Linked DNA regions of Homo sapiens: region 1 is linked to region 2. Evidence: read pairs that join two places in POLR2A ChIA-PET (ENCODE). Cell type or tissue: CD4-positive, alpha-beta T cell. All regions are shown on one strand. Each heading gives the region's core, and the rest is flanking DNA. Links, peaks and the distances in the headings are about the cores only.

What was found. Peaks named below come from ENCODE experiments on the same cell type or tissue, not always from the same donor. Only the 100,000 strongest peaks of a DNase experiment are listed, where the experiment ranks them.
Region 1: POLR2A ChIA-PET joins it to region 2 with 6 read pairs; 1 of 35 experiments calls an interaction of 5 or more read pairs at or near these places.

Annotation. Positions count from the first base shown.
Region 1 is chr16:30,003,843-30,008,189 of GRCh38, reverse strand. It overlaps INO80E (INO80 complex subunit E), which reads right to left. Exons shown (of 7, transcript NM_173618.3): 7 at 2,399-2,969. The coding sequence ends at 2,748. DOC2A (double C2 domain alpha) reads left to right here. Exons shown (of 11, transcript NM_003586.3): 6 at 891-1,017; 7 at 1,100-1,159; 8 at 1,242-1,405; 9 at 1,513-1,594; 10 at 1,681-1,777; 11 at 1,859-2,676. The coding sequence ends at 2,004. Among named protein-coding and RNA genes, the nearest start is that of DOC2A, 5.0 kb to the left of the region's middle. RefSeq lists an enhancer at 3,681-4,347. In CD4-positive, alpha-beta T cell, for the core only: CTCF peaks have their summits at 2,283 and 2,483 (motif pointing right); a DNase peak (open chromatin) is centred at 2,519; H3K27me3 peaks cover 221 bases.
Region 2 is chr16:29,752,457-29,756,833 of GRCh38, reverse strand. No RefSeq gene overlaps it. Among named protein-coding and RNA genes, the nearest start is that of C16orf54, 8.7 kb to the right of the region's middle. RefSeq lists enhancers at 1,688-1,747, 2,188-2,257 and a silencer at 2,438-2,487. In CD4-positive, alpha-beta T cell, for the core only: no CTCF peak of the experiment used is centred there; a DNase peak (open chromatin) is centred at 2,193; H3K4me3 peaks cover 684 bases.

The DNA.
Region 1 (4,347 bases), core at 348-4,347, 250 kb before region 2:
AGGGAGAGTACTCCCTCAAGTCAGGTGGCGGGCAGCGAAACCCAGGCTCTGGAGAGACCTCTGCCTTTGTGCTTGGATTTGCAGCTGGGACCTTCCCTGATGGTCAGGGCTGTGCAGCAGAGAGGCCACCTTGGTTTCAGCTATTCGGGTGGAATGGAGGGGAGGCCAGAGGCCAAAACCAGAATGAGACCAAAAAATGAGCGCTCACCAGGGCCCAGCCCAGGCTTAGCATTTTCACATTTCTTTCTTTCCCTTGACTATCTCCATTTACAGATGGGAATTGAGGCATAGGGTGATCAAGTGACTTGCCCAAGGTCACACAGGTGGCTCAGAAGTGGCAGGGCTGGGATCTGCCCATCCTCCATGCCACAGATGCCCAGCCTGGTAGTGGGTCACTGCGGAGGCAGGGCAGGGACTGCAGGAGGACAGGTGGCTGGAAAGCAATCATTTCTTAGTGAGTCCCTGCGGGGCTGGCTCTCTGCTGCATGCAGGAAAAGGACGGGGGTTCCCGAGGAGGCGTGGGGTACTGGTCTGGCTGCCCAAGGCTCCAAGGCCCTTCTAGCTCTCACGGCCTGTGTCTATGGCCACATCCACCGTGGTGTTCGGCTCCTGCCCCCAGGCCCTGAATGGAGGCAGTGAGCAGCGTGCTCCAAGATTTCTGAGGGCTTCCCACAATGGCTGAGCATGTCCTGATGGACCAGGGACAGCCGGGTGGCTGCAGAGGGAGGGACAGAGGAATGGGCAAATCTGCTTGTCCTTCTCAAGTGCCAGCCTGTCTTCCAGATGAGACGTAGTGTTTAGGGCAGAGCTGGGCTGGTCCAAGGCCCTTCCTACACCCCGGAACGGGGCTCAGGTACCCCAGGGGCCCTGACACTGCAGTTCCCGACCAGGATCGCCGTCTGTGATGAGGACAAGCTGAGTCACAATGAGTTTATTGGGGAGATCCGCGTGCCCCTCCGCCGCCTCAAGCCTTCGCAGAAGAAGCATTTTAACATCTGCCTCGAGCGCCAGGTCCCGGTCTGTGTGGGGGCTGCAGGGGCGCCAGGGGAGGGGGCCCTGGGGAGGCCAGGCTTCCAGAACCTTCTCTTTGCCCCCTCAGCTGGCGTCCCCCTCTTCCATGTCAGCGGCGCTGAGGGGCATCTCCTGTTATCTGAAGGAGGTGAGGCACCTCATGGGGATGGGGATGCATGTGGGTGGGAGGCTGCAGGGGCCCAGGCTGACCCTGAGTCTGTGCCCCGCAGTTGGAGCAGGCGGAGCAGGGGCAGGGGCTGCTGGAGGAGCGTGGCCGCATCCTGCTGAGTCTCAGCTACAGCTCGCGGCGCCGGGGACTGCTGGTAGGCATCTTGCGCTGCGCCCATCTGGCTGCCATGGACGTCAACGGTTACTCGGACCCCTACGTCAAGACGTGAGCCCTTGCTCTGACCCTCTCCTCCCCAGGGAGCCTGCCCTGGCCTGAGTTGGGCCTGGCCTGTCCCTCACCCCTCAGTTCGTCTCCCTCCACCCCACCCCCAGGTACCTGAGGCCCGATGTGGACAAGAAATCCAAGCATAAGACGTGTGTGAAGAAGAAGACTCTCAACCCAGAATTTAACGAGGTACCCAGGAGGGGACGGGACATGGAGGGAGGCCAGGGAGGGGCTGGGGAGCTGGCTCACGAACGGGTGGCCGGCCTTGTCCCTAGGAGTTTTTCTACGAGATAGAGCTCTCCACTCTGGCCACCAAGACCCTGGAAGTCACCGTCTGGGACTATGACATTGGCAAATCCAATGACTTCATTGGTGAGGGAGGAGCTGGCTGCGGGTGTTGAGGGCGGGCAAGTGGCAGGGAGGTGGCCCTGACCCTGCCCACCTGCTCCCCAGGTGGCGTGTCCCTGGGGCCAGGTGCCCGAGGCGAGGCTCGGAAGCACTGGAGTGACTGCCTGCAGCAGCCGGACGCAGCCCTGGAGCGCTGGCACACCCTGACCAGTGAGCTGCCCCCTGCGGCCGGGGCTCTGTCCTCAGCCTGAGTGGACAGCAGTGTCCCGGCACAGGCCCATCGAGCCGGGTCCAGTACCCAACCTTCGCACGAGTGTGTTGCACGTTTACACAGGGTGGGCTGCCCCCACCCTGCACTACCTATTTTTGTGAGTCTCCGTGACCCGGGTCTGTCTGCTCATGAGGGGCTGCGGAGTTCTATATTCACATATGCAAACCTCCTGCCTGACTCGCTAGTCCCTGCAAATATGCAAACCCCCCATCATCTGCACACCCGGGCAGTGCTCAGAGCCCGGCCCCAGGCCCCCGCGCTCCTCACTCCTGCCTCTCCACGCTGCCCCGTCCCTCTCCCCCAACAGGGAGGAGGTCGGATTAGGGGAGGTTCAGAGGAGGAGAATGTCTCAAAAAAAAAGGACAAAAAACAAACCCAGAGCCACTCCTTTAATACAGAAACTTCATTGAAAAAACCTAGCCCTGTACAGCTGCCCTTTTAAAGAGGTGGCCATTGCAGGGTCTCTGCCTCCCCAGCAGGTGGCAGATGCTCCCGGCCACTCGTTTAAATAACTGTCCCCTGGAGGGGGCCGGGGTTTGAAGGCAGGGCCCCTGCCACCCTCCTGGGGGACACCCGTGCATGTTTACGCCTTTTCTGGTTGTGTCAGTGGCCGGAGCATGGCAGCTGGGCATCAATAAACACCTCCGAGGAAGCTGGACTCGTGTGTGCTGGCACGGGGAGGGCGCCGGGCGGGGCCGTGGTGGGCATGGCGTGATGTCACGGTCACTCCGGGATGTCGATCACCAGGTCATCGTCTCCATCCAAGGCATCGTCCCCGCTACCTGCATCGCTGAACATCTGCCGAGGGACCGTGCTCAGGATCGTGGGGGGGGGCATCTTAGGGGGTGGGAGGGGGGTCAGGGTTGTCCCGACCCCAGCCCCAGAACCCCGGCCAGGGAAGGTCAGCGGCCCTCCCACAGGGCAGTCGGGGGGTCCCACCGCCATCTGCAGCAGGGGGAAGAAACACAGGGGGACTAGTCAGGGAGGCACTGGGGCCTCAGGAGACTAGGCTTTGCCCCCCAGGGCAGCTCTGGGGAGGGGGAAGAGGCCCTGGGCACAGCTGGGCCAACCCATGCTGCACTCAGGGCCTGCCCCCCTCAGCCCCTCGAGAGCCTCAAACCAGCAAGTGCCTGGGGGTGGTGATAGAGGTGAGATGAGGGGATGGGGGTGTCTCACAGGAAACCGGGAGGGAAAGGCCCGGGCACCTGCCCTCTCCAGGGAGGCGCCTGGGCTGCCCTGAGACAGGGGTTAAGCCAGAGGCGGAGTCGGCCTGGAGTGCTTGCCTGCCTGCCGGCCCCGGAGGTGCCACCTGCCACCAGCTTCCTCTCCCTACTCCTCCTCTCCCTCTTCTGCGGCACTCACTGGTTCGGTGGAGGGTATTGCAGGCTGCCTGAGCCAGGAGCCCCAGCGGCTTATCTGCCCCCAAGAAGCTTGTATTATGTCTTGGATGGGCCCCTCCTCGGGGTCCCGGCAGCTGTGGCCTAGGCCCAGCCCTCCTCTTAGCTCACCTGGGCTGCGGTCCCAGCCTCCTAACTGGACTCCCTGCCCGCAGCCTCTCCCAGATCCAGCTCCTCCGCACGGCAGCCAGAGCGCGCGCTCTAAAACACAGACCTGAGCGCGTCACCGTGCCACTCGGGGCCTCGGGGCGGGAGTGCCGCCTGCGGGACGACAGGCAGCCCCTCCCCCTGGGCATCCTGCTCTATTTGTCAGAAGTCCTGCTTTGTCCTCTGAGGGTGGGAAGTGGCCTCTGCCCTGCTCAACCCTTCAGCTCCCCCCCGCTGCCAGGTCCTCACAAACCCTCCCTAGAGAGCTCTGTGGGTCTCCTCTGCAGTCCCCGTGCTTTGTCTGTGGGCACAAACTGGGCACCTGCTGTGTGTCAGGTGGTTTCTGTTAATGCCCTCCCAGCCTCAGGACACTGGGGGGCGGGAAACGGGGAGAAGTCACGTGCCAGCAGAGGAGGCTGAACCTGGTGTGGACATGGAGGTCCTGAGGCTTAGGCCTGCTGGGTCCTGCGGGGCAGTGTCCAGTCTGGCCCTGGGCTAGATGCTGAGTGGGCTGGCAGGAAACGCCATGCGTGGTCTCCAGTGGCCCTTCTGAGTGTCACATTTGGCCCTGTGGCCTCCTCTCTGCTTCCTAAGGAGCCCTCACTTACCCTCATCTCCGCTGCTGGGGTGGTGTGGGGGCCAGGGTGGGTCAGGCCTCAGGGTATAGGAGGCTGGCAGGATGGATGATGGGGGGTCCAACTCTGAACAGCACCCCCACGCCCTGCACCAGGCCCCCACATGTACACACACAAGCAGACATGCGTGTATGACTGGAAAGG
Region 2 (4,377 bases), core at 276-4,275:
GTACAGTGGCATGATTGTAGCTCACTGTGACCTCAAACTCCTGGGCTACAGCAATCCTGCTGCCTCAGACTCTGGAGTAGCTAGTACTAACAGGTGCACAATATTCAGACCAGTTAGTCCTTTTCTTTTTTTTTTCTTTTTTTTTTTTTTTTTGAAAGAGAGTCTCGCTCTGCCACCAGGCTGTAGTGCAGTGGTGTGATCTCGGCTCACTGCAACCTCCGCCTCCCTGGTTCAAGCGATTCTCATATCTCAGCTTCTCGAGTAGCTGGGATTACAGGCACCTGCCACCACACCCAGATAATTTTTGTAGTTTTAGTAGAGATGGGGTTTCACCATGTTGGCCAGGATGGTCTCGATCTCCTGACCTCATGATCTGCCCACCTTGACCTCCCAAAGTGCTGGGATTACGGGCGTGACAGCTAGCCATGTTTTAAAAACATAAAATTAGGTTTGCCTAACAATTGCTTAGAGTGATGAAACACTTAATTGAAAAAGTAATAATCTAAAGAAAAAGGCTAGGTGTGGTGGCTCACGCCTGTAATGCCAGCACTTTGTGAGGCCAAGGCAGGCGGATCACTTGAGGTCAGGAGTTGGAGACCAGCCTGCCCAACATGGCGAAACCCCGTCACTACTAAAAATACAAAAATTAGCCAGGTGTGGTGGTGCATGTCTATAGTCCCAGCTACTCAGGAGGCAGAGATGAGAGAATTGCTTGAACCCAGGAGGTGGAGGTTGCAGTGAGCCAAGATCACGCCAACGCACCCTGGCCTGGGTGACAGAGCAAGACTCCATCTCAAAAAAAAAAAAAAAAAAAAAAAAAAAAAAAAGAAGAAAGAAAGCGAGAAAGGAAGAAAGAAAAATAACTAGACAAATGTTTATAAGGCCAGGCGCGGTGCCTCACGCCTGTAATCCCAGCACTTTGGGAGGCTGAGGCGGGCGGATCACGAGGTCAAGAGTTCGAGACCGGGGCCGGGCACGGTGGCTCACACCTGTAATCCCAGCACTTTGGGAGGCCGAGATGGGTGGATCACGAGGTCAGGAGATCGAGACCATCCTGGCTAACACGGTGAAACCCCGTCTCTACTAAAAATACAAAAATTAGCCGGGCATGGTGGTGCGCGCCTGTAGTCCCAGCTACGCGGGAGGCTGAGGCAGGAGAATGGCGTGAACCCGGGAGGCGGAGCTTGCAGTGAGTCGAGATCGCACCACTGCACTCCAGCCTGGGCGACAGAGCGAAACTCCGTCTCAAAAAAAAAAAAAAAAAAAAAAAAAAAAAAAAAAAAACAGTTCGAGACCAGCCTGGCCAATATGGTGAAACCCCGTCTCTACTAAAAATATAAAAAATTAGCCAGGCGCAGTGGCACGTGCCTGTTGTCCCAATTACTCAGGAGGCTGAAGCAGGAGAATCTCTTGAACCTGGGAAGTGGAGCTTGCAGCGAGCCAAGATCACGCCACTGCACTCCACCCTGTGCAACAGAGCAAGACTCCGTCTCAAATAAAATAAAATAAAATAAAACACCAAAAAAAAGGTCTATAAAAGTTAGACTCTCTTAGATCAAAGAAGTTGAAACCTTGAGCTCAGAGCAATAATGTAAGGTATCTCTGTCCAGCATAAAAATGTTGCTTTTTCTGTCACACAGAGGCCAAAAGGCAAAAACAAAAACAAAATAAAAAAAACACCTGCTAAAGTTCTTTCCTGCCCACATTTGCAAATCAAACCAGATCAGCAAACAAAACATAGACGTGTTACTAGTTCCAGGGCACTTAGATATTTTGTATTTCTTATACAATTTAGCCAATCCTGGCTAAAATGTAAACAATTGAAAATTTAACCCTAAACTCATTTGAAACTGATAAAAAACAGTTTTTTGAGACAGTCTCACTCTCATGCCCAGGCTGGAGTGCACTGGCACAAACACAGCTCAACCTCCTGAGCTCAAGCAGTTTTCCTGCCTCGACCTCCCCAGTTGAATCCTGAGCTGGGACTACAGGCATGCACCACTATGCCCAGGTAATTTTCTCATTTTTTGTACAGATGAGGTCTCACTTTGTTGCCCAGTCTGGTCTTGAGCTCATGGGTTTAAGCAATCCTCCCACACCGGCCTCCCAAAGTGCTGGGGTTACAGGCACCAGCCACCTCAATCAGCCGAAACTGAAAAAAAAATTTTTTTTCTTTCTTTTTTTTTTTTTTGAGGTAGAGTCTCGCTCTGTCGGCCAGGCTGAAGTGCAGTGGCATGATCTCAGCTCACAGCAACCTCCGTCTCCCAGGCTCAAGCAATTCTGCCTCAGCCTCCCGAGTAGCTGGGATTACAGGCACACGTGGGCCACCACACTTGGCTACTTTTTTGTATTTTTTTTAGTAGAGATGGAGTTTCACTATGAGCCAGGATGATCTCGATCTCCTGACCTCGTGATCCGCCCACCTTGGCCTCCCAAAGTGCTGGGATTACAGGCATGAGCCACCGTGCCCTGCCGTAAATCTTTAATCTTTAATAAATAAGCTGGTTTTAAAACTATTGGTAAAATAGGCTAGGCTTGGTGGCTCACACCTGTAATCCCAGCACTTTGGAAGGGTGAGGTGGGTGGATCACCTGAGGTCAGGAGTTTGAGATCAGCCTGGCCAACATGAGGAAACCTTGTCTCTACTAAAAATACAAAAAAGGTAGCTGGGTGTGGAGGCAAGTGCCTGTAATCCCAGCTACTTGGGAGGCTGAGGCAGGAGAATTGTTTGAACCCAGGACGCAGAGGTTGCAGTGAGCTGAGATCATGCCACTGCACTCCAGCTGGCGTGACCAAGGAAAACTCTCTTTAAAAAAAAAAAAAAAAAAAAAAAAAAGACAAAGAAAAAAAGTATTGGTAAAATAAAAATAGAAATGTCTTCAGAATTATCAGCATACATTTTTGCTTGGGTTTACTGGCCAGACAGTTTTATATTTATCTCTACTAGATGTTTTAAGGTGTCAGGGTCTGACACAAGGGTTATAAGACTACAAATCCAGTTTTAAACAAAATGATCTGTGTTTGTATAATTTTTTGTTGTTGTTAGAGACAGGGTCTTGCTCTGCTGTCCAGGTAGCATGATATAACTCACTGTAACCTCGAACTCCTGGGCTCAAGTGATCCTCTGCCTCAGCCTCTTGAGTAGCTAGGACTACAGGCACATGGAACCATGCCCAGCTAATTTTTTTTTTTTTTTGGTAGAGATGGAGTCTCACTGTGTTGCCCAGGCTGGTCTTGAACTACTATCTTCAAGCAATCCTCCTGCCTCCCAAAGTGTTTAGATTAGGCTAGGTATGGTGGCTTATGCCTATAATCCCAGAACTTCAGGACACCGAGGTGGGAGGTCTGCTCCAGGCCAGGAGTTTGAGACCAGCCTGGGGAACACAGCAAGACCCCATCTCTATTTAAATTAAAATGGCCGGGCGCAGTGGCTCACACCTGTAATCCCAGCACTTTGGGAGGCCGAGGCGGGCAGATCACCTGAGGTCAGGAGTTGGAGAGCAGCCTGACCAACATGGCAAAACCCCATCTCTACCAAAAATACAAAAATTAGCTGGGCATGGTGACGGGCACCTGTAATCCCAGCTACTTGGGAGGCTGAAGCAGGAGAATCGCCTGAACCTGGAAGGCAGAGGTTGTAGTGAACCGAGATCATGCCATTGCACTCCAGCCTGGGCAACAGAGCAAGACTCCGTCTCAAAAAAAAAAAAAAATAGCCAGGCATGGTGGTGCGCACCTGTAATCCCAGCTACTCAGGAGGCTGAGGCAGGAGAATCATTTGAACCCAGGAGGTGGAGGTTGCAGTGAGCTGAGATCAAGCCACTGCCCTCCAGCCTGGGCAACAGAGTGAGACTCTGTCTAAAAACAAATTTTTTTAAATTAATTAAAAGAAAAAGTGACGCAGGGCATGGTGGCTCATGCCTGTAATCCCAGCACTTTGGGAGGCTGAAGGGGGTGGATCACCAGGTCAGGAGTTTGAGACCAACATAGTGAAACCCCATCTCTACTAAAAATACAAAAATTAGCCAGGCATGGTGGCACACACCTGTAATCCTAGCTACTCGGGAGGCTGAGGCAGGAGAATTGCTTGAACCTGGGAGGCGGAGGTTGCAGTGAGCTGAGATCATGCCACTGCACTCCAGCCTGGGTGACAGAGTGAGACTCCGTCTCAAAAAAAAAAAAAAAAAAAAAAAAAGAAAAAGAAAAAGTGTTGCTAGGCACAGTAGCTCACGCCTGTAATATCAGCACTTTGAGAGGCTGAGGCGGATGGATCATGAGGTCAGGAGTTTGAGACCAGCCCAGCCAACATGGTGAAACTCTGTCTAAAGATAAAAAAAAAAAAAAAAAAAATAGCCGGGCGTGGTGGTGCATGCCTGT